Regions from separate parts of the Homo sapiens genome. Here region 1 is linked to region 2. A link is an interaction called in ENCODE POLR2A ChIA-PET data of the cell type or tissue named here. Cell type or tissue: Caco-2. All regions are shown on one strand. Links, peaks and the distances in the headings refer to the core of each region. The heading gives the core; the rest is flanking DNA. Region 1 holds the start of KCTD14 (potassium channel tetramerization domain containing 14). Region 2 overlaps PAK1 (p21 (RAC1) activated kinase 1).

What was found. ChIA-PET counts read pairs that join two places held together with the same protein. Peaks named below come from ENCODE experiments on the same cell type or tissue, not always from the same donor. Only the 100,000 strongest peaks of a DNase experiment are listed, where the experiment ranks them.
Region 1: POLR2A ChIA-PET joins it to region 2 with 5 read pairs; 2 of 35 experiments call an interaction of 5 or more read pairs at or near these places.

What each region holds. Positions count from the first base shown.
Region 1 is chr11:78,011,079-78,027,480 of GRCh38, reverse strand. NDUFC2-KCTD14 (NDUFC2-KCTD14 readthrough) reads left to right here. Exons shown (of 3, transcript NM_001203262.2): 3 at 10,211-11,766. KCTD14 (potassium channel tetramerization domain containing 14) reads left to right here and starts at 4,205. Exons shown (of 2, transcript NM_023930.4): 1 at 4,205-4,321; 2 at 10,211-11,766. The coding sequence starts at 4,232. The coding sequence ends at 10,888. LOC124902723 (a long non-coding RNA gene) reads right to left here and starts at 4,938. Exons shown (of 2, transcript XR_007062795.1): 1 at 4,460-4,938; 2 at 3,759-3,947. RefSeq lists enhancers at 3,711-4,278, 4,279-4,848, 4,849-5,416, 10,331-10,831. In Caco-2, for the core only: no CTCF peak of the experiment used is centred there; a DNase peak (open chromatin) is centred at 4,200; H3K4me3 peaks cover 1,428 bases.
Region 2 is chr11:77,357,149-77,373,550 of GRCh38, reverse strand. PAK1 (p21 (RAC1) activated kinase 1) reads left to right here. Exons shown (of 15, transcript NM_002576.5): 6 at 14,534-14,653. Among named protein-coding and RNA genes, the nearest start is that of GDPD4, 64 kb to the right of the region's middle. In Caco-2, for the core only: no CTCF peak of the experiment used is centred there; no DNase peak of the experiment used is centred there.

The DNA of each region.
Region 1 (16,402 bases), core at 2,773-10,772, 650 kb before region 2:
TGAGGCAGGAGAATTGCTTGAACTTGGGAGGCAGAGGTTGTAGTGAGCTGAGGTTGCACCGCTGCACTTCAGCCTGGTGACAGAGTGAGGCTCTGCCTCAAAAAAAAAAAAATAGGGATGGGGTCTTGCTATGCTGCCCAGGTTGGTCCCCAACTCCTGGGCTCAAGCTATCTGCCTACCTTAGCCTCCCAAAGTGCTGCGATTACAGGCATGAGTTTCCATGCCTCAGAATCAGAAAATCGTTGAATCTGCTTATGACCTGGAAGCCCCCACAACCCCTTCCAGCTGTCCAGTCTTTTCGGACCTAACCAGTGTACGTCATACATGTATTAATTGGTATCTTCATTTTTATTATATTTTAATTAATTAATTAATTTTTTTTGAGACGGATTCTCGCTCTGTTGCCCAGGCTAGAGTGCAGTGGCATAATCTCGGCTCACTGCAACCTCCACCTCCCAGGTTCAAGCAATTCTCCTGCCTCAGCCTCCTGAGTAGCTGGGACTACAGGCGCATGCCACCACGCCAGCTAATTTTTTGTACTTTTAGTAGAATTGGGGTTTTACCATGTTGGCCAGGCTAGTGCCAAACTCCTGACCTCAAATGATCTGCCCACCTTGGCCTCTCAAAGTGCTGGGATTACAGGTGTGAGCCACTACACCTGGCCTTATATATTTATTTACAATCTCTAGTCCAACAGAGATATATATTTTTTGAGACAGGATCTCATTCCACTGCCCAAGCTGGGGTGCAGTGGTGTGATCATAGGTGACTACAGCCCTGACCTCCTAGGCTCAAGAGATCCTCTTGCCTCAGCCTCCCAAGTAGCTGAGACTACAGGCACATGTCACCATGCCTGACTAAGCTTTGTATTTTTTGTAGACATGGGGACTCACCATGTTGCCCAGGCTGGACTTGAACTCCTGGGGTCAAGTGATCCTCCCATCTTGGCCTCCCAGATCCACTCCCTTGGGATTATAGACTGAGCCACTGATGCCTAGCCAATTGATGTCTTTTCTTTTCTTTTCTTTTCTTTTTTTTGAGATGGAGTCTCACTCTATCTTCCAGGCTGGAGTGTAATGGTGCGATCTCAGCTCGCTGCAACCTCTGCCTCCCGGGTTCAAGTGATTTTCCTGCCTCAGCCTCCTTAGTAGCCCTAGCCGGGGATACAGGCACGCACCACCATGCCCGGCTAATTTTTACATTTTTAGTAGAGATGGGGTTTCACCATGTTGGCCAGGCTGGTCTCAAATTCCTGACTTCAAATGATCCACTTGCCTTGGCCTCCCAAAGTGGTGAGATTACAGGCGTGAGTCACCATGCGTGGCCCTAGTGTCTTATGTCTCCTTGAATATATAAAACCAAGTTGTAGCCTGACCACCTTGGGCACATGACCTGAGGACATCCTGAGGTTGTATCGTGGGCATGTTCTTAACCTTGGCAAAATAAACTTTTAAATTGGTTGAGACTTGTCTCAGATACTTTCTGGTTTACAGCAAGCACATACTGTTGTCATGATCGATAACTGTTGGCAACTGATTTTGGTCACCTGGCTGGAGTAGTATTGATCAGTTTCCCCAATGTAAAGTTTCTTCTCTTTTTCCTCCTTCCCATATTGTACTCGTTGGAAGAAGTCACGGCGCATAACCCACACTTAAGGAGTGGGAAATTATGCTCCCTCTCCTTTAGAGTTATATTTTAACTCTAGGAAAACAACCCCACAAAACAGATACCTAACTCTTTTCACCAGTGGGCATGCTTTGTACTCCAAGCAGCTGCCCTGGGCTGGCTAAATAGTCTACACTGGCCACTGTTATAGTAAATTAAAATGGAGATCAGGCCTGAAGAATCCCTGGCTAGACAATGCTAGTTAGGCCTCATAAGGGAACTCAGCCTTGCTGGATTTGCAAACATAAGCAAAACTTAACTTGGGTCAATGTGATGGTTAATACTGACTGTCAACTTGATTGGATTGAAGGACACAAAGTATTGATCCTGGGTGTGCCTGTGAGGGTGTTCCCAATGGAGATTAACATTTGAGTCAGTGGTCTGGGAAAGGATGGCCCACCCTTAATCTGGGTGGGCACAATCTAATCAGCTGCCAGCATGGCTAGAACATAAAGCAGGCAGAAAAATGTGAAAAGAGAGACTGGCCTAGCCTCCCAGCCTACATCTTTTTCCCGTGCTGGATGCTTCCTGCCTTCAAACATCAGACTCCAAGTTCTTCATTTTTGGAACTCGGACTGGCTCTCCTTGCTTCTCAGCCTGCCAATGGCCTGTTATGGGACCTTGTGATTGTGTGAGTTAATACTTAATAAACTCCCCTTTATATATATATATATATATATATATATATATATATATACACACACACACACACACACACACACACACACACGTGTGTATATATGTGTGTGTGTATATATACACACATATGTATATATATAACGGGGAGTTAAAAAAGTAATGGAATATATATATACAAATATATGTGTATGTATATATACCATTAGTTTTATTTTATTATTATTGTTTTTTGAGATGGGATTACACTCTTGTTGCCCAGGCTGGAGTGCAATGGCTTGATCTCAGCTCACTGCAACCTCCGTCTCCTAGGTTCAAGCGATTCTTCTGCCTCAGCCTCCCAAGTAGCTGGGATTACAGGTGCCCACCACCACGCCCAGCTAATTTTTTGTATTTTGTAGAGATGGGGTTTCGCCATGTTAGTCAGGCTGGTCTCGAACTCCTAACCTCAGGTGATCCACCTGCCATGGCCTCCCAAAGTGCTGAGATTACAGGCGTGAGCAACCGTGTCCAACCCTATTCCGTTAGTTCTGTCCCTCTGTAGAACCCTGACTAATAGAGTCATTTCTGGTAAATGCTAATGTTAGACAGAAACGAAACTTAACATTAGCCAACCACAAGCAGCCAACTAACATACAATTAAGTAGCTGTGGACTTTTCAACAAAGGAAACCAAAAAAGGAGATTTTTTAACTGTAACCAATTTTATATATATATATGTATATATATATATATGTGTGTGTGTGTGTGTGTGTGTGTGTGTGTGTGTATATATATATATATTTTTTTTTTTTTTTTTTGAGAGGGAATCTTTGTTGCCCAGGCTGGAGTTCAGTGGTGCAATCTTAGCTCACTACAATCTCTGCCTCCCGGGTTCCAGCGATTCTCCTGCCTCAGCGTCCACAGTATCTGGGATTACAGGCACATGCCATCACACCCAGCTAATTTTTGTATTTTCAGTAGAGACGGGGTTTCACCATTTTGGTCAGGCTGGTCTCGAACTTCTGACCTCAAATGATCTGTCCGCTTTGGCCTCCCAAAGTGCTAGGATTACAGGCGTGAGCCACCATGCCTGTCCCCAACAAAATATCTTGCTTCCATATTCTCCCCATAAATATTTGCCTCTGATGCATTGTCATGGGAACACTCAACCTCTTTCCATCTGGTGTTCCCCGATTCAAGAATTGCCTGTTACTCAAGTATACTCTTAAAAAAGTTTTGTTGATCCTCAGACTTTACATTTTAACACCACCCTACCTCCTAGAGCGCCAGTTTTCTGATCTGTAAAATGGGTGTTGCGGATCTTTCACTCCCTAGGACTGTAGGGAATAGAAAGTCTCTGGTTGTCAATGTCAGTCAATGTCAATTCCTTCTGCCTCCCCCATTTCACTACTGGGAACTCCGAGGCCCAGAGAGGGGCATTAACTAATGTCAACTTTAATAACGGGATTCAAGCAATATGTTTAAGTAATTTATTTAAGCGTAAAAGAAAATATAGGAAGAGGCAAGTTGCCGTGGCTCAGGCCTGTAATCCCACCACTTTGGGAGGCTGAGGTGGGAGGATCACTTGAGCCCAGGAGGTTGAGGTTGCAGTGAGCCTGATCCGCCACTGCACTTCAGCCTGAGCGATAGAGTGAGACCCTGTCTCTGAAAAAAAAAAAAGAAAGAAAGAAAGAAAAGGAAGGAAATTAATCTATATCAAAAGGTCAGTCCTTAAGGGGTCTGCTCCATTTCTCGGTCTCCAAAGTCAGCCCTTCTCAGGGCCTAACAACTTTTAGAAGCCCCAAATAGACAGACTGTCCATTTCTTTCTGCACTTGGCCCAGTCTCACTGCAAGCCACGCCTGGCTCAGCCCCGTCCCGCCTTGAGCCTCGGTGTTCCCACCTAGGGGCGGGCAGCCAGGGGCACTTCCGCTGGCCCAAGTGATCTGCATGTGGCAGGGCTGCGCAGTGGAGCGGCCAGTGGGCAGGATGACGAGCCAGACCCCTCTGCCCCAGTCCCCCCGGCCCAGGCGGCCAACGGTAAGTGCGAGGCTAGCTGCGTCCCCGCGCCTCTGTCCTCCGCCTCTTCCCTCCGCCTCTTCCCTCCCTTCCAGTTTCTCCTGCCCGTCCCTCCCAGACGCCCGAGCCCCCTGCTTCTGGCGCGCTGTCCCCCTTCACCTCGGGCTGGTCGCTCTCTTCAATCTTTGCCGTCCCTCCTGCTGGGATCACTCTCCTTTCGCGCCTCGGTGTCCCTTTCTGGTTTGGCTCTGTCCAGCCTTTCCTCTTTGCCCTTTTGCTTCCTCCCTCTACATTGGGTCTTTAGTTCCTTTCCCTTGTCTCTTCCCCACCGGCTTGTCCTAGCCCACGACTCCTCCTCTGCCCCACCTTCTCCCTTGCTCCCGGTGGGAGAAGCCCATCCAACCAGCTCGGCCAGAGGATCTTTCCCTCACCTGCAGCCCTCTCCAGCCTGCCCCTGCCCCTTGGCTGGGTCTTCAGCCTGCCCCTGCCCTCTGGCTGGGTCCCAAATCCCTCTGCTTGCCTGCCTGGTCCCCAGCTTGGGTGAGGGGAGTTGGGGAGGAGGATGGGGAAAAGGCTGCGTGCACTCTGGGAGCAGAACATTCGGGTTCTCTCCTGCACTGAGAGTCATCCTGAAGACCTGGAGGAAGAGAAAGCAGATCCAGCAGCAGGGCAGCGTGGCTCTCTCTAATAGGGCCATGATCACGTCATTGTTGTTGGCTATTGACAAAGCCACATGCCTAGTGCCAGGACCACCCTAGGTGTTCCATAAATGCCTGAATGAATTACTGGGGAAGTGTAAGGCACTGTGCATGATGCCAGGTAGGGCAAGATTGGCCTTGAACAGAATACTAGATGCTCCTGTAAATCAGAGGATATTCCCCTCCCTTAGGAGCCTCACAGAGTTTTTGTTTGTTTGTTTGTTTGTTAAAATAGAGATGGGGTCTCGCCATGTTGGTGAGACCCAGGCTGGTCTCAAACTCTTAGGCTCAGGCAATCCTCCTACCTCAGCCTCCCAAAGTGCTGGGATTACAGGCATGAAACACAGCACTTGGCCAGGAACCTCACAGTCAATGAAGAAACAGGGAATTGCAAGGGAAGAACTGCCAGGCCAGTGGAAGTATAGTAGTGTAGGACTTTCTGGGATCACAGTGAGACAACCCACCCCGAAGGACTCCCAGAGGAATTCATCTGAAGGATGAGTGGGGTCAGAGAAAGGAGTGCGGATGGCCAAGTGAGTGAGCTTCTGGAGGTGAGGGGGCTTGCCCAGCTCTGGATTGGAGGAGTGGGGAGCAGCAGGCAGTTCTGGTAGTTGATTGCGAGGGGTGAAGTAGCAGCCTAGTTGCAAAGGGCCTCTAAACCTTGTTATGGAGTCTGCTGTTTATCTGGAAGGGAATGAAAAGTTACTCAAGTGTTTAATGCAGGGAGTGACAGGATCAGATTTGTACTTCAGAAAACGTACTCTCAGCCAGGCGTGGTAGCTCATGCCTGTAGTTCCAGCACTTTGGGAGGCAGAGGTGGGTGGACCACCTACCTCAGGCGTTCGAGGCCAGCCTGGCCAACATGGCAAAACCCTGTCTGTATAAAAAATAGAGAAATTAGCTGGACATGGTGGCACACACCTGTAGTCCCAGCCACTCTGGAGGCTGAGGCAGGAGAATCGCTTGAGCCTAAGAGGTGGGGGTTGCAGTGAGCCGAGATTGTACCACTGCACTCCAGCCTGGGCAACAGAGTGAGACCTTGTCTCAAAACAAAAAACAAGCAAACAAAAACAAAAAACAAAAAGAAGCTTAGGAACACGGCTGAGGTCTTGTTTGATAAAGAAATGGAGCTGAAGATGTCAGTGCAGGAAACTTTTTTTTTTTTTTTTTTTTTTTTTTTTTTTTGAGACAGGGTCTCCCTCTGTCACCTAGGCTGGAGTGCAGTAGTGCAATCTTGGCTCACTGCAACCTCTGCCTTCCGGGTTCAAGCAATTCTCAGCCTCCCAAGTAGCTGGGATTACAGGCATGCACCACCAGGGCCCAGCTAATTTTTTGTATTTTTAGTAGAGATAGGGTTTTGCCATGTTGTCCAGGCTAGTCTTGAACTCCTGGCCTCAAGTGATCCTCCCACCTTGGCCTCCCAAAGTGCTGGGATTACAGGCGTAAGCCACTGCACCCAGCCTGTTTTTTTGAAGCATCTGGAAATTAGCTTCAGAAAGGATATTTGATGTGATTGGATCTGTTAGACTTTCAGAGCTGGGGAAGCTTAGCATTCTTTTGGTCCATTTTGCCTCCCTATTTCACAGATGACTAAGCTTAGTTCCAGAGACGGAAAGCAAAGGGCCCTGGGCACATATCAAAGTATTGGCAGTAGGGGGGCAGGATGTTGGGAAGGATGGCGGTGAGGCACCCTTACTGTGTTGGAGTCATGCTAATACAGGTATCATCTCAGCTCCAACTTCATCACATCCTAGCTGTGTGACTTCTGTCTGAGCTTTCCTTGCCTGTAACATGGGGACATTAGGAGGACCTGAGAGCTTTCAGTGGTGTAGGAGTAATGAGAACATATTGGTCCATTCAAGGGTTAAACTCTGCAGCTTTGCATTTAACTGCGAGCTTTACAGAGGTGACTTCAGGGTTAACCAAACAGCCCTGCCAAGGGGCCTTGAGGTTTATGGGAGAAAGAATCAGAGGTTCTGGGCTTATTTTTCTCAGCTCTATTGTTTGGCTGCTGTCAAGATGCGTCCTCTCCTCTGCCTTCTCCCTTCCAGTCAGCAGAACTGTCCCCTGGTAGGAGATGTTGTCATGGCAATCAGATTTCTCCAGCAGTTCGGTTGACTTTGGCTCTATTAACTCCAGTACTTTAATCTTAGGAGAGCCCACAGACCAGTTGAGAATGAGGACACACCTAAATCAGACTGAGGGACATTCCTGAGCCCTGTCCCCATCCCCACTCTTGTGGTTAAATCTTTCCTCTAACACTATGCATCTATTCCTCAGCAGCAGCGGCCATCACATCCCTTAGGAAACCTTCTCTGACAGCCTCCAACCCACATCCACAAAAAGACCTGACCCCTCCTACCTTTCAGTCTTCCCTCTCAGCACCTACATGCTTAAGCCGTCTATTTCGCTGTCTCCACTGTGAGTTCCTTGAAAGCAGGGACTGTGTCCTGTTCTTCTGTTTGGCACAAGGTTTGCATGTAATAGGCCCAACATACATTTTGTTGAATGAATGAGTCACTAAGGGAATGAAGAGTGAAGGTATTGGAAGACTGAAGGTAATTTATGTAATGACTAAGAGCTCAAGCTTGGAGTAAAACGGACCTGAGTTCAGATTCTGACATCATCACTTAATAACCAGTCTTAGTGCTCAGCCCAGGGTCTGGCACAGAGAGGTGGCCTCTAAAAGTTTTGTTGAACAACCAAACTTAACTTGCATTTGCACTGCACTTCGCAGTTTGTGAAGCAGTTTTACACCCACAATATGTAGAGTTACCGGCCTTTTCATTACGAAGAATGTTCCCGTTATTATTTAAGTCTCATGGGCCTATATTTTGAAAAACATTCATCAAACAAATTTCATTTTTGCTGGGCGTGGTGGCTTGCATCTGTAATCCCACCTGCTTGGGAGGCTCAGGCAGGAGGAAGCCTTGAAGCCAGGAGTTCAAGACCAGCCTGGGCAACATAGTAAGACCCGTCTCTAAAAAAATTTTTTTACATAACCAGATGCAGTGTTGAATGTCCTGTAGTCCCATCTACTTGGGAGGCTGAGGCAGGAGGATGACTTGAGCCCAAGTTCAAGGCTGCAGTGAGTTATGATCATGCCACTGCACACCCAGTCTGGGCAACAACAGAGCAAGACCGCATCTCTTAAAAAAAAATTCATTTCTGGCCGGGGCTGTGGCTCACGCCTGTAATCCCAACACTTTGGGAGGCCGAGGTGGGCAGATCACTTGAGGTCAGGAGCTCGAGACCAGCCTGGCCAACATGGTGAAACCCAGTCTGTGCTAAAAATACAAAAATTAGCCAGGCATGGTGGTGCACATCTGTACTTGGGAGGCTGAGGCACGATAATCGCTTGAGCCTGGGAGGCTGAAGTTGTAGTGAACCAAGATCACATCACTGCACTCTAGCCTGGGCGACTGAGCGAGACTCTGTCTCAAAAAAAAAAAAAAAGAAAAGAAAAAATTCCATTTTTAAATCAATCAAGGGCATGTGAACTGTTAACCAGAACTTCTAATCTATATGAAATAAGAATGTTTGTCCCCAACTCCCAGCACAGGATGTGGATACATAGTAAATACCCAAGAAATTCTTCCTGAATGAACACATGTATGGTTTCTTTAGTCTTTCTGAAATGTTGGAATTGTCCCTCCTACTTCACCCCCAGCTTTTATTATATCTTAGATCAGAGTTGAGCATCCCAGGTTGGAAACTCTTGACTTCATAACAACTCCACGTCCCCATTTTACTTTCTTCTTCTTATTTTTTTTTTTGAGTTGGACTCTCATTCTGTCGCGCAGGCTGGAGTGCGGTGGCATGATCTCAGCTCATTGTAACCTCTGCCTCCTGGGTTCAAGCGATTCTCCTGCCTCAGCCTCCCGAGCAGCTGGGACTATAGGCACGTGCCACCATGCCTGGCTAATTACTGTATTTTTAGTAGAGATGGGGTTTCACCATGTTGGCCAGGCTGGTTTCGAACTCCTGGTCTCAAGTGATCCACTCACCTCGGTCTCCCAAAGTGCTGGGATTATAGGCGTGAGGCACCATGCCCGGCCTTTACTTAAAAAAAAAATTTTTTTTCCTTAAATCTATTTAAAAAACAACAGAGATGGGGTCTTGCTATGTTGCCTAGGCTGGTCTCCAACTCCTGGCCACAAGTGATCCTCCTGCCTTGGCCTCCCAAAGTGTTGGGATTACAGGCATGAGCCACTATGCCCGGCCAATATCCTCATTTTATAGATGAGGAAACTGAGGCTGTAAGAGGGAAAAAGGCTTGCCAAAGGCCACAGACTTTGGAAGTATCATTGCTGAGACTTCCTTCCATGGCAGCCTCTTCCCATAACGTTCTTCTGTTATTGTTGTTGTTGTTATTGTTGGTTTTTTGAGACAGAGTCTTACTCTGTCACCCAGGCTGGAGTGCAGTGGGGTGATCTTGGCTCACTGCAGCCTCCACCTCCTAGGTTCAGGTGATTCTTGTGCCTCAGCCTCCTGAGTAGCTGGGATTACAGGCGCGTGCCATCACACCTGGCTAATTTTTGTATTTTTAGTAGAAACAGGGTTTTGCCAAGTTGGCCAGGCTTGTCTTGAACTCCTGACCTCAGGTGATCTGCCTGCCTCATCCTCCCAAAGTGCTGGGATTACAGGCGTGAGCCACCGTGCCTGGCCTCCTCCCATAACATTCTATGACCTAAAATTAAGATGCTTGAATGGGTATTCTTTTTTCAAACAGAAATCTTTCTTCCTCTTTAAAATGCCCACCCTCGGCCGGGCACTGTGGGAGGCTGAGGCAGGCGGATCACGTGAGGTCAGGAGTTTGAGACCAGACTAGCAAACATGGCGAAACCTCGTCTTTACTAAAAATACAAAAATTAGTTGGGCATGATGGCAGGCGCCTGCAGTCCCAGCGATTAGGGAGGCTGAGGCAGGAGAGTTGCTTTAATCGAGGTGGAAGTTGCAGTGAGCCGAGATTGCACCACTGCACCCTAGCCTGGGTGACAGAGCGAGACTCCGTCGAAAAAAAAAAAAAAAGCCCACCCCCTGGAGCAACACAGCATAAATATAACCCTCTTTAGTAAGATGGGCCTTTCACTAGCTGAAGCCAATCATTATGGCTCCCCTAAGTTTTTTATCCAGTTATCCTTTGGATAAAAATAAGTAATGCGCTCAGGGGAGATGGCGTGTTGGTTTACTCTGCCTCTTGTGCCCCCAGATGTCTACTGTTGTGGAGCTGAACGTCGGGGGTGAGTTCCACACCACCACCCTGGGTACCCTGAGGAAGTTTCCGGGCTCAAAGCTGGCAGAGATGTTCTCTAGCTTAGCCAAGGCCTCCACGGACGCGGAGGGCCGCTTCTTCATCGACCGCCCCAGCACCTATTTCAGACCCATCCTGGACTACCTGCGCACTGGGCAAGTGCCCACACAGCACATCCCTGAAGTGTACCGTGAGGCTCAGTTCTACGAAATCAAGCCTTTGGTCAAGCTGCTGGAGGACATGCCACAGATCTTTGGTGAGCAGGTGTCTCGGAAGCAGTTTTTGCTGCAAGTGCCGGGCTACAGCGAGAACCTGGAGCTCATGGTGCGCCTGGCACGTGCAGAAGCCATAACAGCACGGAAGTCCAGCGTGCTTGTGTGCCTGGTGGAAACTGAGGAGCAGGATGCATATTATTCAGAGGTCCTGTGTTTTCTGCAGGATAAGAAGATGTTCAAGTCTGTTGTCAAGTTTGGGCCCTGGAAGGCGGTCCTAGACAACAGCGACCTCATGCACTGCCTGGAGATGGACATTAAGGCCCAGGGGTACAAGGTATTCTCCAAGTTCTACCTGACGTACCCCACCAAAAGAAACGAATTCCATTTTAACATTTATTCATTCACCTTCACCTGGTGGTGATCCTCAGGAGCAGAGACTGTTATGAATTCTGGCGTGGCTTATGAAATTAAAAGTTGCCATCAAAGCCATTTTCTTTTAATTTCACAAACATCAGGCAATTTCCAGGGTTGGTCTAGAGTCTTGCCACTAAATATTGATCACTCGTTTAAGGACTTTCCACTCCATTGCAACTGATGCCACTATATTTGCCTAGCAACTTGCAGCTACTTCCTTTTCAAAGCCTCATGTATCTCCCAGACCCTTCTCTTGAAGTCCAATAACAAGACCAAGTAAGAATGTTTCAACAATGCGTTGGCAAGAGATGTGAGATGACAACAGGAACATACAAGATACTGTGAATCTAGATGTTCTGACCTAAAGATGTAGTCTACATAGCCCCAGCTTGGGGTCCAATCCATCTGTCCCTGGCATGTGCCTTCATGTAGTAGGTGCTTTCCTGATCCCCTTTGCGAGATGCTGTGGGTGCTAACACCTCAGAGCTGTCCTCTTCTCTAGAGTGGAGGTTTTCAAAGTGCATCATCAGCATTACCTGTGAACTTGCTGGAAATACAAATCCTCAGGCCCCACCTCAGACCTACTGAATCAGAATCTCTGGGGGTTGGCACAGCATTCTGATTTACCAAACCCTCCAAGTGATTTTGATGTATTCTAATTTTGAGACCATCTCTAGAAAAGAATTGCTACCTCTTGTATGGAGGTACAAAAGACTGACCTCTTACATCAAGGAACTTCCTTTCCCAGAGCTCCTCATGGAATCAAGCTGAAGTCAGTCTTCTTCTGAGAGCACATTCTTACTCAGTTTTTTTCCTCTGTCCTACGCTGCTTCCCTCACTCCCCTTCTCCTAAGAGCACTCCATCAATAAACCACTTGCACGAGAGTCTCAGTTTTGGTTCTGCTTCTCACCCTAATACAGGACTTGTCCTCTAAAGGAGGATACATGTAGACATTCATTCTTCTCCAAGTCCAGGTCTGAATTATATGACCCCCTTCCCTGCATAGTAGCTTGATCAGCTATGTGGGTTGTCTGGGACCTTCTTGGGACATAGGGTTTCTTTCTTGGGACCAAAGGGTTTCTTGGGATACAGGACTTCCAGTATGAAAACTTGGAAGTCTCATCGGGTGCAGTGGCTCACGCCTGTAATCACAGCACTTTGGGAGGCTGAGGCAGGCAGAGAACTTGAGGTCAGGGGTTCAAGACCAGCCTGGCCAACATGGTGAAACCCCATCTGTATTAGTCTGTTTTCACGCTGCTGATAAAGACATGCCTGAGACTGGGCAATTTACAAAAGAGAGAGTTTTAATGGACTTACAGTTCCACGTGGCTGGGGAAGCCTCACAATCATGGTGGAAGGTGAAAGGCATATCTCACATGACAACAGACAAGAGAGAGCAAGTGCAGGGAAACTCCCCTTTTTAAAACCATCAGATCTCATGAGACTTATTCACTATCACGAGAACAACACGGGAAAGACCTGCCCCCATGATTCAATTACCTCCCACAAGGTCCCTCCCACAACATGTGGGAATTCAAGATGAGATCTGGGTGGGGAGACAGCCAAACCATATCACTGTCTCTACTAAAAATAAAAAAATAGTTAGCCAGGTGTGGTGGCACATGCCTGTAGTCCCAGCTACTTGGAGGCTGAGGCATGAGAATCGCTTGAATCTGGGAGGCAAAGGTTGCAGTGAGCCAAGATCTCGCCACTGCACTCCAGCCTAAGTGACACAGGGAGACCCTGTCTCAAAAAATAAATAAATAAATAAATAAAACCAACTTGGAAGTCCCAGGCAAGCTAGAATGAGTACTGCCTACCCAATCCTCTCTCGCTTTATTTCTTTTCCCTTTGGGACACCTCTTCTGTGGTGACAGATCTGGAAGTGACCTCCTACTCAAGAGAGACCATGTGTACCTATAAGAACCTGGCTTTGCCTCCTAATGGGATAACCACTGTGTCTAGCCAGACCTTTCACAAACCACTGAATTTTTCACTTTGTGATACCTTCCCCTCCTGCAGTGTCATGTATATTTCAACCAATGTCCAGAAACTTTTCTTTTGGGTTAGAATCTGACTCCTTGAGGATACTTTCAGTTTTCTGTTCCTTGCCATTTCTTCAAAAGGCTGAGCAGCTGTCTCTAATACTTACAACTGACAACAGTAATTCATCCCATCCCTTTGAGAGCTCCGGGTTTGGGCCTGTGGGGTTGCTCCTATGCCCAAGTATTTTAAATATATTGTCCCTTGCCCTTGAGAAAAAAGGTCTAGTCTCCATGGTATGAGAACTTTCTAGGCCAGGCATGGTGGCTCACACCTGTAATCCTAGCACTTTGGGAGGGTGAGGCAGGAGGATTGCTTGAGCCCAGGAGTTCAAGACCAGCCTGAGCAACATAGTGAGACTCTGTCTCTATTTTTAAATTTTAAAATTAAAAAAATAAAAGAACTTTCTGGCTCCTCCTATTGCTAGAATCTCTCTGAGTCTCAAATGATAATAAAAAAGTCTCTTCCAACTCTGGTAAAACCACACACCTGTTCTCCCTGAGAACCTTACCAATCCCTTTATAGTTGTCCAGGTTGTATAAGGCAGTATGAAGAGCAATGGTTCTCAACTTTGGCTGCACATTAATTAGAATCACCTGGGATAAGTTAAAACCCTCCAATGTAGGGCATACCCAGGCAACACCTGAAACAAATCAGAATCTCTAGAGGTGGGGCCCAGGAAAGAATATTTTTTAAAGCTCCTTCAGATGACTTCATTGTGCAGTTAAGGCTGACAACTGCTGTAGAGTCTCATTAACTTCAGGCCAATAGCAGTTCACTGGTCGACCCAAACCAGGGGTGACCACTCCTCTTCATTGGTATGGACCCCATTCTAATTACCAACTTGTTCTAATCTATGGTGTGTATCAGGGCCAGGACTAGGCTTCTCGCTGACCTCACTTTAGTCTTGCCCTGGTGCAGATATACGTGATTACATGAGTTTTAATAAACTCAGATGGGGAAGGGTGCAGTGGCTAACGCCTGTAATCCCAGCACTTTGGGAGGCCGAGGCAGGTGGATCACTTGAGGTCAGGAGTTCAAGACCCACCTGGCCAACATGGTGAAACTAAATTTTCTACTAAAATACTCTACTGAAAATACAAAAAAATTAGCCAGGTGTGGTGGTACATGCCTGTAATCCCAGCTACTTTGGAGGCTGAGGCAGGATAATCACTTGAACCCAGGAGATGGAGGTTACAGTGAGCTGAGATCATCCCACTGCACTCCAGCCTGGGCAACAGAGTGAGACTTTGTTTCAAAAAAAAAAAAATCTCAGATGGTACTCCAAGAGGGATATTTCATCTGCTTATGAGTACAGGTGTTCATATGTTAATTCCCCAAATAACTTTTCCCAAACTTTTTATTTGGAAAGTTTTCATATACACAGAAAAGGTAAAAGAGTAGTATATTTAATTTTTTTCTTTTTTGAGACAGGTTCTCACTGTGTTGCCCAGGCTGGAGTGCAGTGGCACCATCTCGGCTCACTGCAACCTCCGCCTCTTGGGTTGAAGTGATTCTCCTGCCTTGGCCTCCCGGATAGGTGGAACTAGAAGCGTGTGCCACCACGCCGAGCTAATTTTTAAATTTTTAGTAAAGATGGGGTTTCACCATGTAGGCCAGTCTGGTCTTGAACTCCTGACCTTAGGTGAGCTGCCCACCTTGGCATCTCAAAATCCTGGGATTACAGGCATGAGCCACTGCATCTGGCCCACATTGAACTTTGTACCTAGCTCCTCCAGTTATTACTATTTTGACACATTTATGCGATCTTTCTCTATACACATGCATATATACATTTATAATCGTTCGCTGAACAATTTGAAGGTAAGTTGCAGATATTAACATCCCTCCACCTAAATACTTCAGTTTACATCTCCTAAGAATAACACGATTACCATTATTTCTTTTTTCTCTCTCCTTCCTTCCTTCTTTCCTTCCTTTCTTTTTTCTTTTTTTTTTTTTTTTTTTTTTTTTGAGTCAGGGTCTTACTCTGTCACCCAGACTGGAGTGCAGTAGGACAATCACAGCTCACTCCAGCTTTGACCTCCTGAGCTCAAGCAATCCTCCCACCTCAGCCTCCCCAGTAGCTGGGACTACAGGTGTGTACCACCATGCCTGGCTGATTTTTAAAATTTTTTGTAGAGATGGGGTCTCCTTATGTTGCCCAGGATGGTCTCCAACTCCTGGGCTCAAGTGATCCTCCCACCTCGGCCTTCCAGTGTTGGGATGACAAGTGTGAGCCACCACACTCAGCCCACATTATCACTTCTTTAAAAATTAACAAATCTAGGCTGGGCATGGTGGCTCACGCCTGTAATCCCAGCACTTTGGGAGGCCGAGGCTTGTGGATCACTTGAGGTCAGGAATTTGAGACCAGCCTGGCCATATAGTGAAACCCCATCTCTACTAAAAATACAAAAATTAGCCAGGCATGGTGGTGTGTGCCTGTAGTGCCCTCTACCTGGGAGGCTGAGGCAGGAGAATTGCTTGAACCTGGGAGGTGGAGGTTGCAGTGAGCCAAGATCGTGCCATTGCACTCCAGCCTGGGCAACAGAGAGAGGCTCTGTCTCAAAAAAAGAAAAAAAATTAACAAATCTAAAATATTACATGTAATGTATTATCTATTTTGACAATTGTTCCACAAATGTATTTTATGGTCTTTTTAAAAAGTCCAATCAAAGTTCATGCATTACACTTGGTTGTTAGGTTTTCTTCAGTTCAGAGATTCTCACCTTGGTCACATTTTGGAATCAATCAGTCAAGTAGCCTTAAGAAATATGGGCTCCATCCCTAGAGACCTTAATTTAACTGTTTTGGGTGTGGTCTGACCATTGGGTTTTAAAAATCTTCCTCAGGCATTTCTAAAATTCATCAAAATTTGAGAAAAACAGCTTTAGTCTCTTAGTCTACAACAGTCTCCCTTTTTTACTTTGATATTGATCCAAACTTACTTGATGCACTAAGTCCATATCTACTTGGCCTAAGAACTTTGACTTCCCTCTCCATCAAAGTCTTTTTCAGCTGCTTCTGGGAGTCCTTGGGATTGGTGGTGGTGTACTTGTAGTGTGAATCATTCTTTGTTCCAGCCTTTTTTTTTTTTTAAATCATTACCTTGCTCCAGGCTAATCAGTACCACTTGGCCCATTGTTCAAATTGCTGCATTTCCCGGATCATGATTTTCCTAGGGTCTATGTAGAACTACCATCAATGGACGTTACTGGTGGGATTTTTTTTCCTCTTTATTACTTTGGTCTGAGCATGGACACACCATGCTAATGCCAGGGATAATATGCATCAACATTTAACTAAAGGCTTGAGGATTATATATAGAAAAGTTCCCAACTTGCTATTCTATGTGATTGTTCTGAGCACAAGACCTTTGGTATGTCCTAAGAGGGTCCCATATCGAGCAAGTGGTGTTACAACTACTTCCAGGCTTACCAAAAAACTGCCTCCTTCACCAACTCCAGGGTTGCC
Region 2 (16,402 bases), core at 3,811-11,810:
TTTTGCTCTGTTGCCCAGGCGGGAGTGCAATGGTGTGATCATAGCTCAGTGTAAACTCAAACTCCTGGGCTCAAATGATGCTCCTGCCCCAGCCCTCTGAATAGCTGGGACTACAGGTATAAGCCATCACACTCAGCTTATTGAGTGTGATGTCAAATTGTCAGACAGACAATTTTTTAAAAGTTTTGGTAGAGATGTGGTTCTCATTATGTGTTCTCAAACTCCTGGCTTCAAGTGATCCTCCTGCCTCGACCTCCCAAAGTGTTAGGATTACAGGTGTGAGCCACCACACCTGGTTGCTATTTATTTTTTACATCTGATGTTGTCTCTTGTACATAGGTGGTTATGCCATATTGATTTACTAAACATTTGCAAAAGCCCTAGTTTATCCTATGCCAAGTCCGGTGTGAATAAGTGACATTACAGAGATGGTCAGACATGTCCCAGTACCTAAGAACCTCCCAGTCTTGAGGTTGAAGACCTCAAGCAGCCAGTTCTTCATGATTCCTGTTTGTGCTTGAAGGCACAGACAGACAATTATAGTGCAGCATGCTAACCTTCATGAAGCCAGGGGCTGTCTCTGACTTGTTAATTGTTATATCCTTGGCATCTGGCAAGTCTTGGCATTTGGTAAACATTTACTGAATGAAAGGTTGGATGTGTCAGAGAAAGCTTCCTGATGGTAAAGTCTGAGCTGAATGAGTTAGTTATCTAGAGCAGGGATTAAGGGGAAATGCGGGTATTCCACACAGAAAGAGAATAGCATGTATGTGGGCAAGGAAGTTCATGAGGCATACTTGCACAGGGAACTGCGAAGTGGTTATGACTAGAATGTGAATAGTGAAGGAAGTAGAGGTGGGTGATGAGGAGGATTGGTAAGCAGGACAGATCATGTAGGAGTTTGACTTATCTTAAAGGTGATGAGACGCTTAAAGAACTTAAGCAGAAGAGTGGTTAAGTTCTAACACAATACCGAGTCACCATCAAAATACTTTGAACCATGCTTCCACCAGTGGGGACTGGTTTATTCGGAGTCATTTTTACACATATTGATTATAAAAAACAATATTCACACGTTCAGTGCCTTGCAACCTGTTGGATCCTTTCTTACTGACTCTCTGAATCCTCACAGGAGCTTACTGAGGTAAGTTATTATCCTTGTAGATGATAAAACTGAAATGGAAAAGAGTTAATGGCAATAGGCATCTGATTCCCAGCCTATACTGCTTTCCCCTGATTTGTGCTGCCTTTCATCAAATAGAAGAGATGTGATTAAAAGATGGGAAAGAATTTGCAAATATAGGATCTTTGAATAGTAAATTATTAAAGAAGAGGCTTTAAGCCGAATTGTGCTTTGTGGCTCAAATGTCTTTATGCTTTTGTAGGAAGAGTGATAGCTATCAATATTGAGTGCCTGCGATGCACGGTGTTAAAAACTTTATGTAAGCATGATTAGCCTCACAATTACTTATGTACAAAGTATTGTCATCTCCATTTCATAGGCAGAAAAACAGAGTTTCCTGAAGACTTATAATTAGAACCACATTACAACTGAGTCTTGTGAATCTCAGTTTAGGGTTCTTTTCACTGTGGCAAGGAACAAAAAAAGATGTCATTGAGGTCTTATAAAGGAGACTGCAGTAAAGCTGTAGCTATGTTGTTTGTTATTGAGGAGGAAGAGCCCTGGGGTTCATGCCATATGGCAGGGAGGATAACACCTGCTTGGTAAAAACTTGTACTGGTTTAGTATCTACAATTAAAACCACTAAGGCTGTCAAGGACATTGTTCTCCCCTAGTTCAGAACATTTGTCCAGCACTAGCTCAGTGCTCTATATATCCTTACTAGTTTTACATGGAGGATATGTTTTGTATTATGGTAGCATGTCATTATTTTCCATGTTGGTTTCAAACAGATGATTCCACTTGTGAAATAATCAAATATAATTGCTGCCTAAGAAATTAAGACTCAGAAAGATTAAGTGACTCACTCCCTACGTTTGAATGAGTTAGTAGTAGAAACCAGCACAAAATTCTGCTCTCCTGAGCATTCATGTATTCACTCATACCCTAAATATTGACTTAGTATCTTCTTTATGCCAAAATACAAGTGACACAAAAATGAACGTGCACTGTCTTAATCCTTGAGAAAAAAAATTAATGACAGACTGGGGAGATAAGGGCTGCAAGAGAGGCATGAATAATGTACAATAGGGTTATATTTGATGGAGTGATTTATTCTGCTCTGAAGTACAAGGAAGTTTGCAGAGTTCTTGGGCCTTAAAGCTTTGTTCGTTTAACAAACATAATCTTAAAGTCCCTTTTAGCTCTAAATTCTGTTATCTGTGGTTCACTGGTCTGAGATCTGACTCTAAGATTCCATGGCATTTTAATGCCTGATTCTCATTTATAAAATGAATAGTTACCACATGATAAGTTCTTTGGGTGCTGAGAAGTCAAGGACTAGTAAGATCTCTGCTCTTGGTCTCACAATTTTTGTGATGAATCAGAACATGTAAACAAGGATTTATAATATAGTGTTAAGTAAGCATCAGGTAATGATACCAGGCAGAGAAAAAGGCAGTGCTTTCCTGTCTGATGGACAGCATGAACAAAAGTTGGGTTAAGGATCCAGTATGTTAGGCCAGAGAGCTTGGACTTTGTGCTGGAGCTGAGGGACTATTTTAAGTAGAAGATTGATGTAGTTGGATATGTGATGTCTAAACTAACATCTTAGATTTCTTTGGAAATTGGATCAAGATAGTAAACTGAATTCATGTGCCCATCTCTCTTGCTATCTCAAATTTCTTAATTTCAGAAAAGATTTCTTAAAAACCAAATTAAAAGCAATGCTCTGAAACAAAAGCATGACATAAATCAACTGTTGTGAGGAATTCATGGAAGATAGAAAGCAGAAAAGGTCAGATTGATCAGAGCAGAAGAAGCCACAGCTTAAAGTATGTGTAAGAGAAGATGCCTAGGAAAATGAAAGTAGCTCCAGAGAAAATGGGCTGAAAGAATATATACAAGAAGCAGGAAAGAGTCATGGGTCATCTTCAAGGGTAAATTAATTTAATTCTACCTTTGAAACAGTAGGGGCAGCCTCCTCCTTACAGTGAACAAAAGGCAGCAGGTGCATTTGATTCTAAGCTAAAATCAGCTAATTTTCTGAAGAAAGTAAACTGCCTACTTGAGGAAAGCTCTTGCTGTGGGTATAGGGGCCTCAGAGAGAAACAGAGGAACCTGAGTTAACTGCAAAATTCTACCGCAGATATAAAGAAAAGGAAACAGGAGAAGTAGCTCTGCAGTGAAGGAAAATACATTAAAGTTTTCCATCCCAAGAGTAAATTTCTCATACTTTTGATACCTGGGAGGAGGGGAATCTCTACTTTTCCATGCCTACATACCCTAAAGTAACACTTGCCAATAACCATCTATCTATAACTCACAAACAGATCGTATCAGACCTCCCATTCAGAGTAGGACAGTGGAAAAACAGACTTACATAAGTTTCAGAAAAACTAATGCTAATTACATACACTAATCTATCCTTCACTTATAAATATGAATGAATAGCTAAGGATCTGCAGACATTTGAGAGAAACACAACATTAAAGAGAGGAACCAAGATAAGGAAGGAAAATTAGCCCCAGAGGAAGTAGATAAGTCAGGAAATAACTTTTAAAAAAATCTAGTATTTTCAGAGAGGATCTGTAGATGTTTCATCTACAAAAACACCCTGCTATTAGAGCAATCAGAGGAGGAAAGAATGTTCTTAGTATTAAAAACATAAGACATAAATTTATGGCTGGGTGCGGTGCTCACACCTGTAATCCCAGCACTTTGGGAGGCTGAGGCGGGTGGATCACCTGAGGTCAGGAGTTCGAGACCAGCCTGGCCAACATGGTGAAACCCCATCTCTACTAAAAATATAAAAATTAGCTAGGTGTGGGGGTATATGCCTGTAATCCCAGCTACTTGGGAGGCTGAGGCAGGATAATCACTTGAACCTGGGAGGCAGAGGTTGCAGTGAGCTGAGATTATGCCACTGCCCTCCAACCTGGGTGACGAAGCGAGACTCCATCTCAAAAAAAAAAAAAAAAAAAAAGAAATGTATAAGGTTTAAACAACAAATGCATATAAGTGAATAGGGAATTAATAATATAAAATATAAAAGATAGAAAATTTGAGAATAAATGACAATAGAGGGTTGGTCAGGGGGATTCAAGCATAAGCAGAGAACAGAGGCAGTAGAGTAAAAAAATAAAGAAAAAATAGAAGAAAAAATTCCCAGCTGAAGAAAGGCATGAGTCTTCAGATGAAGGGCCTGTTAATGACCAAGTCAGATAATTGAAAAGAGATCCAAGAATAAAGAGAAAAATCTTAAAAGCCTCCAAAGAGAATATAGTTCATGTCCAAAGGAACATTAGCATCAGACATCTCATTAGAAATAGTGGAAAAAACAGCAGTATCTTCAGAGGGATGAGGCAAATTGTTTAGAACCAAGAATTTTGTACCTAATCAAACTAACATTTAACTATAAGGTGTCAATATAAAGGTATGTTTGGACATGTGAAGATCAAGGTTTACCACCCACAGATCACTTCTGAAAGGCTAAATACCAAATAGTAACATCAATTACCTCTGGGGTTAATGGTGATTAAGAATACTCACTTAAAAGTATTTTTACCGGCCAGGCGCGGTGGCTCACGCCTGTAATACAAAAAAATTAGCTGGGCTTGGTGTTGTGTGCCTGTAATCCCAGCTACTCAGGAGGCCGAGGCAAAAGAATCACTTGAACCAGGGAGGCAGACGTTGCAGTGAGCCGAGATCATGCCACTGCACTCCAGCCTGGGCCGCAGAGTGGGACTGTATCTCAAAAAAAAAATAAATAAAAAATATTATTATCCAGGTATTTGATTAAAAAGTCAAGTAGGACTTGTAATAAGTAGCTCTCATTCTGGGATCTTCCTTCACCATTGTCTTGGCAATCCCTTTGCATTTTTGTGTTGGTATTCCTATTTTTTCTATGCCACGCCTACATTATTTTTTGTTTACTTTTGAATTTGGTGGAGCATATCCTCTAGTAGCTTTAAGAAAGTAAATGGAAAGTAAACATTTAATAATACCTTTCAGGTCTCAAAATGGGGCGTTCTCTATGCTACCCTCACGTTTAATTAATACTTCAGCTGCTTATAGAATTGCAGGTTACACATATTTTTTCATCAGAATTTGGAAAACATTACACTTTTGTCATCTAGCTTTCGGTACTGCTAAGTCCAAAGCCATTTTATTTATCCTTCTCTGTATGTGACCAATCTTTTTTTCTACTCAGAAAGCTTGTAGGGTCGTCTTTGTCACCATTGCTTAGAAATTTCACAATTATATTCCTATTTACATCTATTTATACTGCAGGGAGCTTTGTGAACTCTTTCGGCCTGGAAACTCTGCCCTCAGTTCTAGGAAATTGCTTGAATTATTTTGTTGATGATTTCTTCCCCTTGCTTCTTTTGTTATCTCTTCATGGAACCTCCATCATTTAGATCTTGGACCTTTTTGTTTGTTTGTTTGTTTTGAGACGGAGTCTCGTTCTGTCACCAGGCTGGAGTGCAGCGGCGTGATCTCAGCTCACTGCAACCTCCGCTTCCCGGTTCAAGCAATTCCTCTGCCTCAGCTTCCCTAGTAGCTGGGACTGCAGGCACGCACCACCATGCCAGGCTAATTTTTTTTTGTATATTAGTAGAGACGGGGTTTCACCATGTTGGCCAGGATGATTTCGATCTCCTGAGGTTGTGATCTGCCCGCCTCAGCCTCCCAGAGTGCTGGGATTACAGGCGTGAGCCACCACGCCCAGCCCTAGATCTTGGACCTCTTAAACTAATTCTCCATTTTTTAAAGGATTTTCTCTCTTTTCCTTGCGTTGGTTTTTATTCTGAAGAATTAGGAGACTTCCTCAACTTCATCTTTCAGTCAATTTAATTTTTCATTTCTATTCTCATGTTTAATTTTCAATCACTTTTTTATTTTAAGAAAATATATAGCATTCTTGTTTCCAGAATTGATATATTTTCTTATCTCTAAGGAAGGTAATGATAGGCTTTCTTTGGATGTTTTTTCCTTCCTGTTTAGTCTGTTTTTTCCAGGTGGCCCTTTGCCTCATTTGTTTTGGTTTCACACTTTTATGTTAGAGGTTTTCCTTGCGTATTCAGAGGTCTGCTCATATTTATGATTGGGGTAGTAAAAAGCTCACTAGAATTTTAAGCTCATTGGTGGTGGACAATTCAATACTTTTAATAAATTTATAGAGTTGTGCCGCCATCACCTGAAAAAGTTCCCTAGTGCCCTTTTACCATTCATTCAAACTCCCATGCTCAGCCCTAGGAAACCACTGATCTGCTTCTGGTCTTTATAAATTTGTCTTTCTAGACATTTTATATAAATAAACTCATACAACATGTAGTCTTTTGTGTTTTGCTTCTTTTACTTAGCTTTGAACTTTATGTTGTAACATGTATCAGTATGGTGTATTTCATTTCTTGTTATGTCCAAATCATATTCCCTTGTATGGATACACTACATTTTATTTATCTTCTCATCAGTTGATGTGTACTTGGGTTGTTCCTACTTTTTGGTCATTATGAATAATGCAGTTATGAACATTCACATACAAGGTTTTGTGTGGTCTCATTTCTTCAGAGTATATACCAAGGAATGGAACTGCTGGGGCATGTGGTTAACTTTATGTTTAACCTTTTGAGGAACTGCCAGACTTTTTTCCACAGTGCTGGCACCATTTTATATTCCCACTAGCAATTAATGAGGGTTCCAGTTTCTGCCTATCTTTGCCTGTCCCTGTTGTTGTCTGTCTTTTTATTGTAGTCATTTTAGTGGGTGTGAAGTGGTATCTCATTGTGATTTTATTGGATTTCCTAATGGATAATGATGTTGAGCATCTTTTCATGTGCTTATTGGCCATTTATATACAATCTACTTCACATTAACAGTAACTGAAATCCAGTAAAATATGTAAACTTTGCCCCAGTATATTTTCATTCCCTGCCCCTTCTTTATTCTATTACTGCCATTCTTTCATATACATGAATGTGTATGAATCTGTATGTGTATATGTGTGTGTGCACGTGTACGTACTGTATATATTGGAAGCCTAACAATTGCTTTATACAATTATGTTTTTTAAAGAAGTCAATGGAAGAAATAACAAAAAGTATTTTTTTAGAGTCTTCCATGTTAATCTACATATTTACCGTTTCCTCTGCTCTCCATTATTACTTGTGGATTTGAGTTACTATTTGGTATTACTTCGTTTCAGTCTGATGGGCTTCTTTGAGTATTTCTTGTAAATCAGGTCTGATAGCAATAAATTCTCTTTCTCTTTGTTAATCTGGAATGTCTTTATTTCGTCTTCATTTTGAAGGATAGTTTTGTTGGGTATAGATTTCTTGACTGGCAATTTTTAAAAATTTCAGCTGTTTGAATATGTCATCCCACTGCCTTTTGACCTCCATTTTTTCTGATCAGAAGTTTTTGTTTTGATTTTTAAAATACTCTGATCAGCAGTCAGCTGTTAATTATACTGACTGGCCTTGTACATGATGTCAGTTTTCTCTGGTTGCTTTAAATATTTTCATGTTGACTTTAGCTTTTGGCAGTCTGACTGTGCGTTTAGGTGTTATTTTTTTTTTTTTCTTTTTCTTTTTCTGAGACGGAGTCTCGCTCTGTCGCCCAGGCTGGAGTACAGTGGTGCGATCTTGGTTCACTGCAACCTCTGCCTCCTGAGTTCAGGCGATTCTCTTGCCTCAGCCGCCCGAGTAGCTGGGATTTCAGGTGCATGCCACCACAGCCAGCTAATTTTTGTATTTTTAGTAGAGATGGGGTTTCACCATATTGGCCAGGCTGGTCCCAAACTCCTGACCTCAAGTGATCCGCCTGCCTCAGCCTCCCAAAGTGCTGGGATTACAGGCATGAGCCACCGCTCCCAGCCAGGTGTGAATCTTTTTGTGTTTTCCTACTTTGGGATTTATCGAGGTTCTTGGATCTGTAGTTTAATGTTTTTATCAAATTTAGGAAGTTTTATCCTTATTTCTTTAAATATTTTTTCTGTGTCTTTTTTTTTTCTTCCTCAGAGACTCTCATTATATGTATGCTGGTGTGCTTTATGTTGTTCCACAGCTCTTTGATGCTCTGTTTTTTTCTTTAATTTTTTTTTACCTCAGTTCTTTATATTAGATAATTGCTATGGGTCCATTTTCTTTTTTCTTTTTTCTTTTTTTTTTTTTTTTTGAGACAGAGTCTTGCTCTGTCACCCAGGCTGGAGTGCAGTGGCACAATCTCAGCTCACTGCAACCTCTGCCTCCTGAGTTCAAGCGATTCTCCTGCCTCACCCTCTTGAGTAACTGGGACAACAGGCACGTGCCACCGCACCCAGCTAATTTTATTTTTATATTTTTAGTAGAGATGGGGTTTCACCATATTGGCCAGGCTGGTCTCGAACTCCTGACTTCGTGATCCGCCCACCTTGGCCTCCCAAAGTGCTAGGATTACAGGTGTGAGCCACCGCTCCCCACCTCCATTTTCAAATTCATTGATTCTTCTGCCATATAGAATCCCTTGTTTAGCTCTCTGGTGAGTTTTTCATTTGTTATTTTATTCTTCAACTGTAGTATTTCCATTTGGTTCATTTGAAGTAATGTCTACTGAGAATTTCACTCGTTGTTAGGCTTTCTTAAAACTCTTTAAACATGGTTTCTTTTAGTTTTTTGAATGTATTTATATCTGAGTTGAAATCTTTATTCTCTAAAGCCAACATTTGGGGACATTCAGAGTTCCTGTTGATTGCTTTTTTCCCCCTAGGTCGTGCTTTCCTGTTTCTTTCCATGTCTTATAATTTCTTGTTGAAAATTCAATATTTAGATAATATTCTGTACCAATTCTGGATACTGATAGCCCCCTCCCCCAAAAAAGTTGCTAGCTTTTTTATTTGTTGGTTTTGTATTATCTTACTAGGGATAAATCTGTGACATAGTCTCTGTCTGTGGTCATTGATGTCATTGCTCAGTGTTTGTTGTTTTTTTGTTTGTTTTTGTGGTGGTTTTGTTGTTGTTGTTTTGTTTTGTTGCAGCCTGGCTTTCCAGAGATTGCTTCTATGTTTGCTTAGCTGAATCTTTAGCCAATGATTTGACACAGATGGTGCTCAAAAACTTCAACTCTGTAAGGCTTCTTTCCTCTGTTGATGGATCTATGTGTAGGTAGGGGAGTACATTTACTGTTTAGGCCTTTTTCAAGTCTGTTCCAGCTTTTACTTTATGTTGGGCTCTTTTGAATCTTTTATGTGTATGCACATAGCCAGGCATGTGTGACTAGCATGAGGCTTTTCTAGCGTCTGCTGTGCCTGTGAACAGCCTTAGCCAGAAATTAGTTTGCCCTACTCAGGACTGTAGCTTCAGGCTAATAGAGCTGAATAGTTGACCCTCTGCCGCTACCACCTTTGGAAGTCACTTCCAATGACAGTGCCACTGGGCCTGGGCATTGCCCATATCTCCAGCACAAAGTGAATGTTCTTGGACTATGCAGTTATACCCTGGTCTGCCCTGATGGAACCCCCACACTTCTGGAGTTGGGGCTCGGATGGATGGGAACATCCCTTGCCCAGAATGCCAGAGATTCTATTTTTAACCCAAAGTTCAGGAGTTTATCAGTCATAAGCACTTCTCAATATTTTGTTGACCTTTGTTGGATTTCCAGGGAACTGAAATGGTTTTTGTCAATTTTGTCCAGATTTATAGTTGCTTGTTGGGGAGAGGATTTGCCAGTCTTCTCTCTCTGCCATACCTGGCAGTCTGCTTATAATATTTTTAAAAAGATAAAGGACAGATTATTCTGGGCTGTAATAAAAGATGCATTAGAGAAGGCAAGACTGGGGTCCCAAAAAGCAATGAGGAAGACTTGTAAAGGATTGGTAAAGGTAAGAGAATATGGTGCCTAAGTGAAAGCAGTGGTTATGAGGCTAAGGAACAGAAGGTTTAATGGAAAGAACTTTTTGAATCCTGATACGGTTTATTTTCCTTTTTATCATACTGCTTCTCATGGAGGGAGTGGGGAAAGGATTTTATGTTTAGTCAGGTATCAATCCTTGGTCTCCCTATCCCAAGGAAAAGTATCAAGTTGATCTTGTAGGGTGAGCATAGTCTTCCTACTGGGACAGAATGCTTAGTGAGCACACCCTGGCTACCATCTCATCTCCTCTCTGGGTTGGGTTGTCACATTTCAGTGGCCATTTTCAATCTGTTTGCATTATATCATTCCGAGCTGCCCAGAGCCTTGAGTTTTGATTCCAGTACCTAGTCATTTTCTTCTTCACTATTTTCCTTGACCTTAAAACTTCTATTTGATCAGGCAGCAGCCACCCAAAATTTCCTTAGGATATAGTCTTATCCTTGACTGTCTTAGCTGAACCTTGGAGCCTTCCCAAGGTGGTTTTTAACTGGCCTGTTAAAAACCTGACCTGTTGAGAGCTGGTTTTGATCATGTTGAAGATATAATAAAGCAAACAAGCTTTTATAGGATATGAAAAAAACCATCAGACCCACTAATTTTTACTGTAGAATGTAGGCTAATGGTTTAAGTCAGTTAATAGTACAGTTCTTCGCCATTTTGGCATCTTCCTTCACAATCCTGTTCCCATTATCTCCACTTTTTCAATTACTGAGTGCCCCATCATTTAGATATTTCATTCCAGTTTATACTACTATTGGATAAGACATATTCATTTAGCAATCCTATACTGAGCACTTTCTAATCATCTGGCCAACATCATTATCATAGCTAATATTTGAGTATTTTAAAAATGAATTTTACATAGCTTTATCTCATTTAACCTCACACTAACACTAAAGTAAGTACTAATACAGGCTGTATTTCATAACTGAGGAAAGTGAGAGAATTAATATCTTACGCAGAACTCATAGTTTGTAAGTGATAAAGGCGTGATTTGATCCTAAGCTAGTTGATTCCAAAATGTTGGTTTTTAAGTATTATTCTATCCTGCCTGATAAAACAGACAGTTCAACATAAAACCTTAATTGGAGAGAATTATAAAGTAGCCAGTGATATTGTGTTAGTAATTCTAATGAAGAAGAAAAAGAAAAAAGAAAATCAAACTAAAAATTGGTATCAGTGGAAAAGTACATAAAGTATATTCCAACAGAGGACGTTTGAGATCTGTCACTAGAAGAACAATTGAGGAAGTTGCAAGAAGAACGAACTTACAAAGTAGTTACAAAGAAGTTTCCAGTGTATTTATTCCTTATTGTCAACTGGTTATATGCTAAGAATATACACCTTTAAGCAAATGCCCAAATTGCAAGGATATAATCCAGGGTACTATTCATACATTTCTGTAATAAAGAAAACCCAAACCGGTGGATAAATTTATATAGAAACACCTTTAAAATATTGTTGAACAATTGATGCTATCTGAAGTTAGTAACCTTAAATTAGTAACATTAGTAATCTTAAATTAGTAACATTTGTGTTCTACAGTGTTTTGGTTCTAGTATCTTGTTTTCAAAAAAGTAGACAGTATCACAGATTATATTTAATATTCTTGCCTATTTGCAGTAGAAAACTTGCCTGTGATGAATATTTTTGTATTTAAGGCAGTGGAGATGGTATATTAGTATATATGTATGAACATATGATGAATAAAAGTGCTATTCATACAACATTTCAGGAAGTAATAAATTTGGTACTCTTTCTAAAAGCTTTGAGTACTCTATCAGACTATACTTTAAAAGAACTGAGAACCAAGAACCCTTGAGTTTGTTAGAGTTATAGGTGCAAATTTTCTTTGGTGCTTTTCACTATTTTGTTATAAAATAGGAATTTGTATTTTATTGCCATTGATTAAAAAAACCTTTTCTCTAATTTGTGAGAAACATCTTAATAAAGCACTTTAAAAAGAAAAAAAATGTATAGATTACATCACTGTTCTACTCACAGTCCTCCAGTGGTTTCTTATTCTAGGTCTAAACTCCAGAGTTTTTATTACCGCCTCTCTGACTTTACATAATCTGATTCCCAGCTAACTTTCTGACCTTGTTTCTTTCCTTACTTCCCCTTACTAACTTTGTTACACCCACATAGGTAGAATTCCTAAGGGTTGTGGGAACATACCAAGCATGTTTCTGTCTCAGAGTCTTTAACTTCTTCCATCTGCTAGGAATATCCTTTTCTCAGAGAGCCCCGTGGCTTGCTCCCTTAATTCATTCAGGTCACTGTTATATGACATTTTATTAGAGAGGCTTGCCTGTGCCTATCGTATCTAAAATAGTATCTCCCCACCTTGTCAACCAATCTCTGCTCCTATATGGAGCAGACACTTTGGTGATTGTTTTTTACTCTATTCTCTTCTAGAATGTAAGTCATAGAACCAGGGACTTTATCTGTTTTATTCTTTATGTAGCCCCAGAGCCTAGAATGGAGTCTGGCACACAGTGAATGGATGGATGGATGGATGGCTATATGGGTAGATGGATGATGAATTGGAATGTCTGGCTTTTGTTTGAAACAGAGATTTGTGGTTATTAGACATAATGATAATTTAATTGATTCCTTACATCTCTCTAGCTCTTTACCATTTTCAGTGATTTTATGCTCACTTTGCCTCATTTAATCCATTCAGTGGCCTTCTGAGGTAGGCAGAGAGCTGTAGTCATTACCCCTGTTTTATAAATTAAAAATGTGAGACTTAACTTAGACCCTTGCCCAAGGACACAGGGCTAAGAAGTAAAAATCTGGGTAATAACCTAGACCTTTCTCTCTCTGACAGATGTTAATATCACTGCCCAAAGCTATCACCTATGGAAAACAGAATCTTTTACTGAGGAAGGTGTTGAAATCCCCTTCTCTACAGTTTTATAAAGCAAACAAACCTAGTGTTTACAGTATACATCAGGGGAGCTCCAGGGCTACCTGATGATGAAGAGCCTTGCTGAGTCAACTGTATTCCCACATTAGGTTTTTAGTTAAATTTTGTTGAGTGGAATAGTGGGGAGAAAATAAATTAGAGCAGAAAAATATCGAAATACATATTTTGACAGGGAAAGGACCTCTATTGAGTTTTGGAACTTAAAGCGATTTAAGGTCATCTTTCAAATTATAACACTCCTCTTCCTTCACATTCCTCAGGTGATTAAACTTCAAACCAAGAGGACAGATTTATTGCCTATGGTCACCACAACTGCTTATATATGCCCGGCACTGTCAGTTTTTAACTTATGCTTTGTGCTGGAGGCCCTGTTAAAATCTATGCCAGTTTTTCTTACTTTAGTATGTCAAATGTGGTAAAAGACAGTCTCCCACAGTCAGTACCTCTAGTATATTATTCCTTAGTTCTTCCATTTATCCCGTTATTCTGACTCTGGACCTTCCTCTTAGGAGGCTCCAGGTGTCAGGCAGGAGGGGCTCTCATCCTGTCTATCTCCTATACCAGATGGTCACTACTTTAGGACATGGACCATCTTTTTCATCTTTGTACATTTATGTCAACAGTACCTATCACAGTCTTACTGAGCACAAAGTAGGTGCTCTGAAAATACCTGAAACTGTTGAATTATATCAGTATATATTAAAAGATCCCCATTGCCTCTCCAGTTCTTTGCTGATCAAATGATAGAATCATTTGGTATCTATCAAAAATCTCATATTTTGGAGGCATTTTGTCTCTTAATTCTGTGTAATAAACAGTAATGGTATGCTATTTTTGCCTGGACCTGCCCTAAAACCTGCCACTCTTGGCCCAGCTCTCTTATAGTTTGCATGGGGAAATCAGGTTGTCACAGATTGTAAGCAGATCTAATTAGTGGTAAGTTCCATTCCAGGGTAGGGCAGAAACTTAGGGAAATAGTATCCAGTCTGGGGAGAAATTCATTGTTCTCTTTAGATAACATGATCCTGATGCTGATGTTCTTTATCTTCAGGTTGAGGTGAGGACCCCTGGTAATGTAATGGGTTCAGGAGATTTTTGCAAAGAGAGGAAAAGGGCAGGGCAAAAGCCTGTTTAGACTGCCATTTACCATATCAGGAGAGAGTAAGAAATTATAGTGATGAATTTTGAAAAATTAGAAACTTTTGATCTCTTCCCTACATTTCATACTTTATTTCCTGTTCAGTGTGGAGAGAAAAATTCATAGAATAAGAAGGTACTGTGAGCTTGTCTTCAGGGGTTGGGTTGGGGGAGAGGCAGGTAGAAAAGCTGTAAGCTAGCTTCCCATTCACAGCTAGGCTTTGAGTGGGAGAAGGAAGCCCCAAGGGACTGAGTGGATAGTGATGGCTAAAAGAAGAGGGAGAAACAGATTGAGCTTCTGAGACTAGCTACACAAAGGTGAGAGCTTGGAGGCTAATGTGTATTTCAGAAGGGATATCAGGATGGGGTTTCTCGTGGGAGGTTTGGTGATCCTGATAGTTAAGTTCCATGGCAGCTGGACCAGATGCATCTTGCTTTTCTTCTTTGCACAGAATGTGAAGGCTGTGTCTGAGACTCCTGCAGTGCCACCAGTTTCAGAAGATGAGGATGATGATGATGATGATGCTACCCCACCACCAGTGATTGCTCCACGCCCAGAGCACACAAAATCTGTGAGTCTTTGGGGACCTGGCCAGTTTTGTGATTTATTAGAGTAAGTGGGGAGAGGGAGGAGTTGGTGCTGATACCTAGAAGTTTAATATTCTGGTAGGCGTCCTTAGATTTTGGAGCTGGTGAAATCACTGAACTACCTTGACTAAAGGTACTTTCTGTATGATTAAAGACAAAAAATCATGTGTTTATTTATCATTGGTTTGCAGATAGTCCCAAAGTGTCCTAGGTAATTGATGTTTATACCAGTCCAGTCTCGGTTCTCCACAGATAGGACAGGAAGATATATAGGATTGATGCTACTTAGTGCAGGACTAACATAAATTATTCCAGTCTCCAGGGAAGCAACAAATTGTCTTGCTACAGATCTTTTCTTCTCTGTTAAATGTGCAGTGTTCAGCCTCTTAGAGCATTATTGATAATATTGAAAGACCCAAGAGAATATATAAATACATTAGTGCTATTAATATGCTGGGCATCAGGAGTGCATTTTGATGCCGGATGTTGGCAGTGATTTCTATTTAACTTCCTTTGAGGTTCCTGCATCTCTGAGAATAGCCATGGTCCCTCTAACCTTGCTTTGAAACATCTAGTCCCTGTGCCTTTTACTTAATTTGGCATCACTGAGCACTGACCTACCATCAGATGATACTCTACTAGTGTTTCTTTGTTTAGGTCTTTTACTAAGATGAGAGCTCCATAATGAAGGAACCATCTAGCACTTCTGTGATCATGAAAGAAAAAAAAAAGGGCTACCTCTGGAATACAGCATTCAGGGAGGTGTTCAAACAGAAATTGGTTGAATGACTATTGGAGATGCTGTGGAGGAAATTCAAAGGAATTATATGACCTATTAGGATGAGAACTTACAAACAGAATCTGTGGAATCATCTCTGTAGGTCACAAAGTTACCTCAAGGGAAAATGCGCTTCAAAATTGGAGAGTCGTTAACACTGATATGGTTTTTTTTGGTTTGTAGACATGTTCATTTAAAACATTTTTTTCCCCACTAAACCATGAACACCTCAAAAAGTAGAGGAAATCCATATGTATGTATTTCTAGTGCTTAACATAGTTCTTGGCACCTGCAGAGGTGGGTAAATATCAGAGGACAGTAAATATTGAATTAATTAATTAATTGATCTTCATAGCATTTCTTTCTAAAAAGGTATTGGTAATTCCTAATTTATAGAAGAAGCAGCTGAGATTTGGAGAGGTGAATTGATCTGCCCAGTCTCTTAGTAAACAAAAGAGCCAGGATTTGAAAGCAGGTAATTAACCCCAACTCCAGGTTGTTTTCCACCATAGCACAGTGGTATTTTTGTGTGTACAAACCTGTGCTAGGAGCCAGAGAAGGAGACTATTAAAGAAGGAAAAGGCAAGGTTTCTGTCTTCAAAGAGATATATCAGGACAGGCAAAAGAGGACAAGGCATGGAAGTACAGGTTTAGGTGCCTGGGATATAGTTTGTCTACAGGTACAAGAATAGAAAATTGAGAAATCATTATGCTAGAGTAGTAATCAGGAAGGAAGCCATTGCCTCTGATCTCAGCGTCTTGGCTTATTGCTGTTCCCACTACTGGAATGTTCTCTCCCATTTCCACCTATTAAAAGCCTGTCCAGTCAAAAGGTAGCATGGTCAAGCAGTCCAAGGTGCAGGATGTAGTTGGCTTTAGTCTCTGTGGAGCCATGGGTTTGAGTCCCACTGTTGCCAATGGCTTTGCATCATCGCAGATAAATGATCATCATAGA